Linked DNA regions of Homo sapiens: region 2 is linked to region 1. The links are chromatin loops, found by intact Hi-C in ENCODE. Cell type or tissue: dorsolateral prefrontal cortex. All regions are shown on one strand.

Region 1 (5,000 bases):
CAGAATCTAAAAATAATTTGGGGTCCTTGATATAGTCATGCAACATTTGATATATTTCCTTTTTTTGAAGTTTCTGCTAAGAAAATTTATCAAATTGATTCATTTAAGTGCAGGGGCATAGAAATAAATGATCTCCTCCATTACCCAGAATTGTTTAAAATCATTTGGTAGACTCTCAATATTTCTTGCAGATTGACTTTGTTTATTTGTTTGTTTTTGGTCAATGCAGTATGGCAGAATGAAACGGAGTTAGTTTTTGGACAATTTTCATAGTTGCCAATGATTAATTCATCAGTCGTGATTTTTCAAACTATTAAATACAAAGTCCATGTCTTAGACTGAGTCCCCCAGATGTAGACCCTGAGACAAGGATTTGAGTTCAAGCAGTTTATTTGGGAGGAGATCCCAGGAAGTACTGCCATGGAAGTGAGGAAGTGAAACAGGGGAGGGAAGCAAACCAGCATTGGGTACGCTGAGGGCCAACGTACCGCTATGGGCTACCTGCTGGGAACCTCTGGGAGCCTGAAAGGAGCCCACCTGCAGTGAGCTGGTATTTATCTGCCGTCTCCCTGGGCATTGGTTGAGAGCTGTTAGGGCAGGGTTGAGTGTTAACTCTCCACGCTTCCCACTAGCCTGTGTGTGACACATATCTACAACTAGAGAGTCCTGGGCAGTAAGGGACGACACAACAGTGAGTTCTAGGAATGACTGACCTATACAACCTACATGACGTGTATCGATCGGGAGCCGGATGTGAGAGACAGAAGACTGAGTGTAAAATCATACAGTCTAAAGCCAACCTGGGTTCAAACCAGATCTGCTCCTGTTTGTATGTGACCCTGAGCAAGTTATTTAATCTCTTGGCACTCAGTTCCCTCATCTATAAAATAAAGATAATCATATTACCTACCCTCATAGGGTTGTTGTGAGGATTGAGTCGATATAAGTAACAAGTTTAGAATAATGTTGACTCATGGCATATACTATTTATTCATAATTATTATGGGGGGGGGGTGTTCCAAAGTAAATCATCAACCTGCCACCAACAGTGCACCTGTAGTAAATGGTTACCATTTACCTGTCTTCTCCTCACCTTTATTTGATAAAATTTCATTTAATGACCTTTCTATAGTTTTACTATCTTCACTAAGAATTTAGAACTTACATGGCCGGGCATGGTGGCTCACACCTGAAATCCCAGCACTTTGGGAGGCCGAGGTGGGCGGATCATGAGGTCAGGAGATCGAGACCATCCTGGCTAGCATGGTAAAACCCCGTCTCTACTAAAAATACAAAAAATTACCCAGGCATGGTGGCGGGCGCCTGTAGTCCCAGCTACTCGGGAGGGACAGAATGGCGTGAACCCGGGAGGTGGAGCTTGCAGTGAGCCAAGATTGCACCACTGCACTGTCTCCAGCCTGGGCGACAGAGCGAGACTCCGTGTAAAAAAAAAAAAAAAAAAAAATTTAGAACTTACCATGCCATGTGCAATATGCAATATTGAATAATCTCACTTCAATTGAAAAATAAACCTCATTTTTCATGCATACAGAGAAAAATGTATTCATCATCATTTTGGGGGATCATTTAAATCCCTCACCTGAATGCATTTCGGTAAAGTTTAGCTGAGGGGGTCTTATATTTGCCTAGAGAGAACACAATGTCTAACCATGCATTTCCTCAGGGAACTCTACGGTACAAGGCCTCTTTTCACCTTGTAAAAAGAGACTCCAAGCCCTGCTGGCAATTCACAATACAAAAAGGATATCTTATTGATATGAAAGTTGAATTTAATGTGATAGGAGCAAATCACTTTTCAAAGTGGCCAAGAGAGGGGGAAAGGGTTAAGAAGTCTCTATTGATGTAAGACAAATTAAAAGCAGAAATATAAGAAATGACGCTCCTTCCCAAGAATCCTATGAGTGGGTTTTTGTGGTCTTAAAATGTACCTTGATTCATCTACTTCTGTTCATGCATGTTTGCATGTACGTCCTTCTCCAAGCAGCTAGAGAAAATAAAGTTGGATGCATCAGCCTGTTCCCATTGTTTCAGGAGCAACCATCCAGTCTTTTAGATTCTAAAAGCCTAAAGATTCTGAAAGTGGAAAATTTATTGTTTCACTCAAAAATTCCATAAGCCATCTTCCTAAGTATGAAATAGCTTCAGGGAATTCTATTTTTTCTGATAGTTTGTCACTAAGTATTTGAGTCCATGATTTTCAGGGGAGCCAAGAGATCTCATACCAAATTGCAGGGAATTCCTATGATGTTTTTTAAAAGCAGCCATTTAGTGTTCTTCTCTGATTTGCAGACATGCAATAAAATCTTTTTATGCACCCTATTTATTTTCCTAGACATTTAAATTTTTTCATGCCCAGCATGCTCAATAATTCAAGCAGAGTTGAAAATGGCCAGGTTTTACCTTCCATGGGATTATCCTTGGGGACTGAGGGTTTAAAAGAATGACAGCTATGAAAAATCCCAGGCCTCCTCCCAGCTGTGCACATTGAACTGTCTCTACTGAAAGCAGTAACCTCTGCCTGCTTCACAGGAGGGATTGGCGAGCATCCTAACAGTCACTGTAAATCACAGCCCATCACACAGCTAACTCTAGAGCAATGGGGCCACCTAGACTCCAAATATGGAAGCGCTGAAAGGAAAAAAATCCCTTCTGGGATTCATTCCTAGAGGCTCCTTGAGATCTGGATATTGAGAGGGTAAAAGAGGAGCTTGTACATGTCTGAGTCTCAGGTGATCAGAGACAACTTGAATGCATGAGGATTTTTCTCCATAAAACACATTAGATATTAACTTTTAAATATTTATAAATATTTACATGAAATATCTTAAATATTAAAAATTATATTTTTATGAGTGTGTTGGCCTAAAGATGAATATATTCCTGTTATATATTAAATATTATATATTTATATATATAAAACATTTAATTTAACCTACCAGTTTTTTAAAAAAAATGTTAAAAGAAATAAAGACATTTAGACATTTTTCTGGGACCTTAAAAGTATTGTGGGCCCTCCACACTGTGCCTAGTGGATAAATTGGCATGGCTGGCACACACTAGGGAGGTCAGGGATTTATAAGGCCTAGAAGCCTTCCATCCTTTAGACTGTTAGAATGTTCTGAAAGATGTCCAAGGACACCCAAGGACTTACCATACTTTCCTGCATTTCATGAATTTCTTTCATATTTTAATGTTTCCTTTAATGCATCACATAATAGATGACACGTTTAACATTGAGGTGGTGGGACTCTGTTCCTTTAAAGTCTTCATTGAATTGATAATACTTTTAAAATATACAGTATCTTAGAATGGAGGAGGCATGGTATCCAGCCATGATGAGGAAAAGCAGCCACCCCTGCGCCCTGGGACCTTTCCTGACCTGGCTCTTTCCACTCCCTACCTACCCAGCCACACATCAAGAAGCAGTCCTTTGTCATTTATTAGCCCACCTTGGAAGCCACATTGCCGCAGTTCTGCTGTGCTCTTGGTTGAAGCAGTCACAAGCCCACCCCACTCATGGAGGAATGACAAGTTCACATTGTTGAAGAACATATGAAATGGGGATATAGTTGTTGTCACCTTTGGAGAATGTGATCTGCCAAACATCCCCCAACAAAGACAAATAAATAGATAGTTGGATCATTTCTTTCTTTTTACTTTTTTTCTGTTTTGAGACAGAGTTGTTCTTGTTGCCCAGGCTGGAGTGCGATGGCACAATCTTGGCTCATTGCAATCTCCGCCTCCCAGGTTCAAGTGATTCTCCTGCCTCAGCCTCCCGAGTAGCTGGGATTACAGGTGTGCACCACCATGTCTGGCTAATTTTTGTATTTTTAGTAGAGACAGGGTTTCACCAGGCTGGTCTCGAACTCCTTACTTCAGGTGGTACACCTGCCTCGGCCTCCCAAACGGCTGAGATTACAGAGAGTTGGATCATTTCTAAAGGGAAGTGGGTAGCAAGGGTGATGAACAAACAGAAATTACACTGTGTTCACTCCGTTATGCCACCGTCATGCCTGTGAGGGAGCAGAGCAGCTGGCTGTACAATTTCTTTAAGGAACATGGATATATACCCAGTTGGTTCAGGCAATGGGTGTTACTATCAAACTGTTTGCAGAGGAGTAAGGAAAACAAAAATGAGAGTAGCCAGGATGTCCTTCTCAGTCAGCTGAGATGTGACAGCTTGTTTAGGGTGGTTGTGCAATTTCAGATGTGTCATCCCCAGCCTCAGATATCAGTGTTTCTCTTTGCTAGAGCTCTACCATTATGGCTGCTTTTGGGGGAGTCCACCACCCCATTTCTCCTGCAGTTACCAGTTACCTTATTCCCTGCTTTTCCCCTTTTCTTGACTTACACCCCTTGTGGCTTCTAGAATGTCATCTTGGTCAGGTTTCCATCACTGATCTAGTCAGCTGTGTCCATCAGTGGGATCAGTGCTTCCAGATATCTACCCAGCAGAAGCCACTGAGGGTGTGGCTCCTCCTCAAGAGCCAGTAAGGACCCCATGAGGGTGTGACTCCTCCTTAAGAGCAAATAAGGATCCCATGTCTTATGGCTCAAAATAAATACTTTTCATTGCCTGCAGATGTTAATTTCCTAAGGTTAGGCCCAGGGTGAATAAAGGAGGAGAAAAGAAGACTGAATCTCTGAGGGTAAAACACAGGACAAAGTGAAATGACTTCTTCACCAAAGTAACCACCAAACTGCCTAGCATCTTCCTGCTCTCCTGTCTCTGGGAGAGTCTATTGTTTGCCCCATAATTACTATCCTTCAGCTCATTTGGCTCTTAATCATGCCTTTGAATGCAGCACAGACAGAATGAACCCAGCTCTTCTGACTGTTCTAGGCTCAGTACTCTTGAAAGTCAGGCTTCAAGTAGAGTCAATTCTAAGGGGTCTTTGGCCCCAGAGCAGTCAATGCATCAAAGTGGAATTTTCTATAGCATGCTTGGACCCTTGGCATCCAGCACCAAAGTAAAACAC
Region 2 (5,000 bases), 280 kb before region 1:
GAAATCTAAAAGTGCATTTACTGGAATAGGGTCTTTTTCATGCATTAAGCATAAATTGGAATTTTCAGGCTAAATTTGAACAGGCATGAAACTATACAAGGAGAATCAGAAATATACAGTGCTTAAAGGTGAGAAAAAAACACTCTGTTCTTTCTATTTTGTATAGCTTTTTTTAGATGCTCCTCATGTCCACTGGTGAAAAGAATGGTTTAAGTATTCAAGCTCCACACTGCAAAGGTATGGACAGAGGGGCAAGTTACTAAGGACATAAAAAATGCTTGGACATTGTAATACACCAGCTCCTAGAGATTACCTTAGCTCCAGTATGAATATAATCTATATTCGCATTCATTTGTAAAGACCAAGCTATCTGGAATTTCTGCCATTTTAGGAATATCTTGTATTGGTGGTTCATGATTGTAAAATTATTATTATCATTTTAGACTTAAAATTTATTTGCTCTGCATATAGTATGCTGCATAGTTACAACTAATATTCGGGGCTATGATTTTGCATAGTTTAGTTTGTGAGTTTATGGCTGTAAGAGAAAAATAGGGACATATTTCATATGTTGTAGTAAATTCTTCACATAAACATGGTGTGGTTTTTAAACATTGTGGCAAAAAAAATGTGTTTTAAAAACATAGTGGCAATGAAGGGTGTGGAAGAGATGGGGCTTAGGATAGGGGTGGGATGGGTGAGCACTTTCCAGGTGAGTTCCGGTGACAGTTCTCAGGCCAAGTACAGAGCGGCATGGGGGTGGGGACAGTGGAGGACATCCCAGCGGCCCAAGCACCCCATGGCTCTGGATACACCCCACACCGCAATCTTGGGCTTCTTATATTGATTCTGCAAGAAAGAAGACTTTGCACTGATGTTTGACTATGAATCACAACTACAAACTTTTCTAGTCTGCAAACAATTTCTAAAGCAGTTATTCTTGTCCAGTCCTCTATTTTTAAAGAAGAAGAAAAGGATCCCTAGAGAAGTGACTTTGAAATGCACAGGGCACTGGACCTGGGTCAGATGATTCAATCAGTGTCTTGTTTCTGCGTCTTCCTACCTGTGTGATCTTGGGAAAGGCATTGGCCTTTCTGGCTACAGCTTCTCCACTGATAGCTTTGTGATCATCCTTTCTATGGATGCTAGGAAGATTAAATGGGACAATGCACATCAAATCACCATGGAAATGATGTACAGCTGTACAATCACTGCTTCAAAGCAACTTACTCTAGGCACACAGCTAATCAGAATGCAAGGAATTCTGGCCACTTTGTGTAACTAATAGTCATATCAGTATGTTCTGGTGCCTATAAATCTTCTTAGATGCTTCTTTTCCTCACAAACTAAAATATAAGCCATTTCAGTTTCTTGCTTGTTTGTAGACTCCCCTCGAAGAAAATCTGAAGAGAAATTGTGCTTTTACCCAACAGATCATTTCCGTTCCCTGAAATTGCCCTTGCCACAAATTATCACAAAAACTGGTATCCTCCTCAGCAGCATGCAGGGGGCTGTCACTTCAGGGCTGACACACTTTCTCTCCTTCAGAGAGAAATTTCTCTAAAGCTCTGAATGCTGAATTCAAAATATCAGTGCTGTCAGGCCAGGTTTGCCTTTTAAAGAAAGGTCATTGCTGTAAGGGACGGATCTGTGTGCAGGCCTCAAATTGGGTGGGAATAGATTGACAGACATACTGATTCACCAGAAAGATTTTGATGGATAATAACAACCTTTCCTCTTTCAAGGGTGTGCTTAGGCAGATAGGAATAAGATATAAACAGAGTCTCTCTATTCTCTCTCTCTCCCTCTTCCCACAATATTACTTCCTTGGCATGTTTAGAGTGAAAATAAGTTTTCGTGGCTTTTACAGCCTTAAAAATATGGCTGCAACCAATTTTCCCAGGTATGTATTTCCCACTGCAATTCCTTCCCTCATCCCAAAACACATATATGTACACATGCACATACACTCACACACATGGAGGGAAAGGAGTTATCAATTCTTTAGTTACATTACTTAACTGGAATACTATCTGTGGCCCATTCCCCTGTAGAAGTCTGCCAAATTTCCATCCATTCTTTAACTCTCACCATTTTCATGAATCATTCCAAGATTTTCCCAGATAAAATTAATTTCCTTTCTCTCTCTCTTTCCACACACACACACACGCGCGCACACACACACACACACACACACACACACACACACACACACAGAGTCTCCCTGTACTGTAGGAGGGTTCATAGCCTTCTTTGATTATCAATGTATTTTTATTTCTGTTTCCCTACTAGGTTGTGAACTCTTCCTTGACAAGGAGTCTCAGACATCTATGTATCCCCCATAGAAACTAAGCATTTATTAAAGGTGTTCACAGAAATATTTAGCTGTTACAACTCTTCAAAGCCACCCCTTTTTTCTAAATCTCAGAGAACTTAGAGATGGTCTGTATTAGGGTTTCCTATGTCTTCTTCACTGGAAATTTTGGCCAAAGAGGACAAGACTACAAACAGGTCTCTAAAACTGAAGAAGTAAGAAGCACTGGGAAAGATGAGAAACATGTGGACATCCATGGCTATGTTTTCATGTGGCAGGTGTCCCTGACACAAGGTACAGCAGCAAGCATTGCCCAGAACATGGCTACTGGCTTAGCAATGCCATGGAGGGGATGCAGAAATGGGACATTAATGGCAATTTAAGGGCAGGACAACATGTACATATACAGATACAAGAGAAGAACATTTCTGGATTTAGATGAAAGGGGAAAACAAACAAGATGTATTACCAGTAGGAAAGGATGAGTACCCAGTTAATCCATTAGATACCATTTATATTTCAATTGTTAATGCCAATCCCTTAAGTGAACATAGGTTCTCACCTCTATATAAATCATTAACTTCTATTAGTAGATGAAAAAATACTTGATTTCACAAGCAGCACAAAGAGAAGGCCTGCAATAAACAAGGTTATAGGGTATCTCACTTGAGTTGGACAATATCTATTTTATAGTGAATATTCCAATAACGATTGTGAATCCTGAGTTTGAACTTCCTTCCTCTTCCTATTGGTGGTAGTGACAGGGAACATGTATGGAAGGCAAGAAAGAAAGATAAAAGATAAGATGAAGAGCCAACTAGCCAAGCCAAGACAGCCTTATTCACTAGTTCTCATAAATAAAAATGGTGCTAACATTAACTAAAGTGGCATAAACTATAGTAGGCAGTGGGCAATCATTAGTTTACGCAATAGACTAACAACCCATTAAGGTAGATATTATTATCTTCATTAGCCACATGGGGAATAGAGGTGCAGCAAGGTTAAACAACATGTTCAAAGGCCGTCCAATTAATCAGTGGTACTGCCACATCTGTCTGATTCTAATAAAAAAGGGAAATCTGCCAAATAAGAATAATACAGTTCAAAAAGTCAGATTAAATGAATTCAGAGAGGTAGCAGGAGATTCAGTGAGGAAACTGAGTTAAAAAACCCCTAAATCCCCTGAAATCTAAGCACCCAAAGGAGTTGGATGGCACTTATGGAGATACTTTCAAAACACAAGAGAAAAAGTTGAGGTAAGAAAAAGAATCAATTTGGCTAAAACTAGAACCTACACCAACATAATAGAAAGCTAGGTAACAAGGCAACTAAACCAGGTCACTTAAGCAGAAGTGAAGAAAATAAAATTCACCTGTAGAAAGAAAGCCCAGAATAGGAGACTATTTTTAAATGGGAATTAGTTGGAATAGGATAAGCATTATTTAATTCTACTGGGCAGGAGGAACCGAGGTAAACACTGATTTACTGACAAGGAGGAACATCTAATTAAAGAGGACACTTTTAAGATTAAGAGGTTAGGGTTGGTTATTGGGTTTTATGTTTTTAAAACATTCTATAAAAGGGTCAATCTGTATTCAGTTTCACAGACTGAATCTGTATGCAGTTTCACACAGACCACCCACGTGTGTTGGCAGATCCAGAAAGCTAGAATAGGGAAGGAAATGACTCAAAGTTATTTAATAAAGCTGATTTCACTCAAACTGTCTTGGCCTAAAGATATTTATTCCAAAATGAGAGGGCTTAGTGAATTTTGTCATGTTTGATTAAAAACCAAAAAAAAAAAAAAAAAACAAAAAACCCAGTAATTCTTTGGAAAACATGGGTGATGGGAAAAGTGGACATCATCTAGAAAAGTTCCAAGGTCAAGGATCAGTCAGACCAATTTAAAAACTAAAAACAAATCAGTGTCAGATATTAGCCAACTTGTAAAAACTGCAAGTGTTCAGAGGTTTGGAACTATAGCTAAATAGCTTTGATAATCAGGGTACACAAAACTTTGTACCCTTGAGATGACGGAGTAGGCTCTTTGAATTTACTTTCATGATAATTGACGGGAAGTATTCAACTTTTTTTTTTCCAGATAATATATGTTGATCTGTAGCTTGAATCGTTACACACAAAAATATGTTGGGTATTACAAAATTGAAAGAAAGATAGAAAATACTAGTGCACTTTTAAAAAGAAAGCACTAATGTTATACCATACTGCTTTTTAAGGCACTAGAACCATATGTTCATGATAGGGGTGGGGGTAGGGGGTTGGTGAGAATACTATGTTTAGACCTCAATGTGGATTTTCTTTCAGAATTTGAAAATCACTGCCAAAAATATGGTCTAGTATACACTGACATTTGGAGAGAGTACAACTGGATCAAAGGCTTCCTCAAACATAGGTTTCATTTGGTCACCAGTACTAGCATGTTCAAGCTTCTCTTTACAATCAAACATTTCTTAGGTCCACTTATTCCCAGTGGCATGTGGTTCAATGGTTCAACAAGGAAATATGGACAGCGGAAAGAAATAAGATTTAACTACTGGCACAGAAAGAACTTGTCCAATTAGCACAGTTTGCCAGGTGGTTATCTTGGATCTAACTCCAAGAATGACACAATATAGGAGCTATCCCTCCAAATTAGGTCTGAATTCAGAGCAGTATGAATTTGTAG

What was found. A loop is a pair of places that touch in the nucleus more often than their neighbours do. Peaks named below come from ENCODE experiments on the same cell type or tissue, not always from the same donor. Only the 100,000 strongest peaks of a DNase experiment are listed, where the experiment ranks them.
Region 2: it touches region 1 in a loop (6-fold over the local background); 4 of 110 quality-filtered maps call a loop at or near these places.

Annotation. Positions count from the first base shown.
Region 1 is chr9:19,920,075-19,925,074 of GRCh38, forward strand. It overlaps a transcript of SLC24A2 not described here. Among named protein-coding and RNA genes, the nearest start is that of SLC24A2, 130 kb to the left of the region's middle. In dorsolateral prefrontal cortex, CTCF peaks have their summits at 2,626 and 2,826; a DNase peak (open chromatin) is centred at 2,567; H3K27ac peaks cover 1,291 bases.
Region 2 is chr9:19,644,895-19,649,894 of GRCh38, forward strand. The region is part of intron 2 of SLC24A2 (solute carrier family 24 member 2); the gene reads right to left. Among named protein-coding and RNA genes, the nearest start is that of SLC24A2, 140 kb to the right of the region's middle. In dorsolateral prefrontal cortex, no CTCF peak of the experiment used is centred here; no DNase peak of the experiment used is centred here; H3K27ac peaks cover 4,837 bases.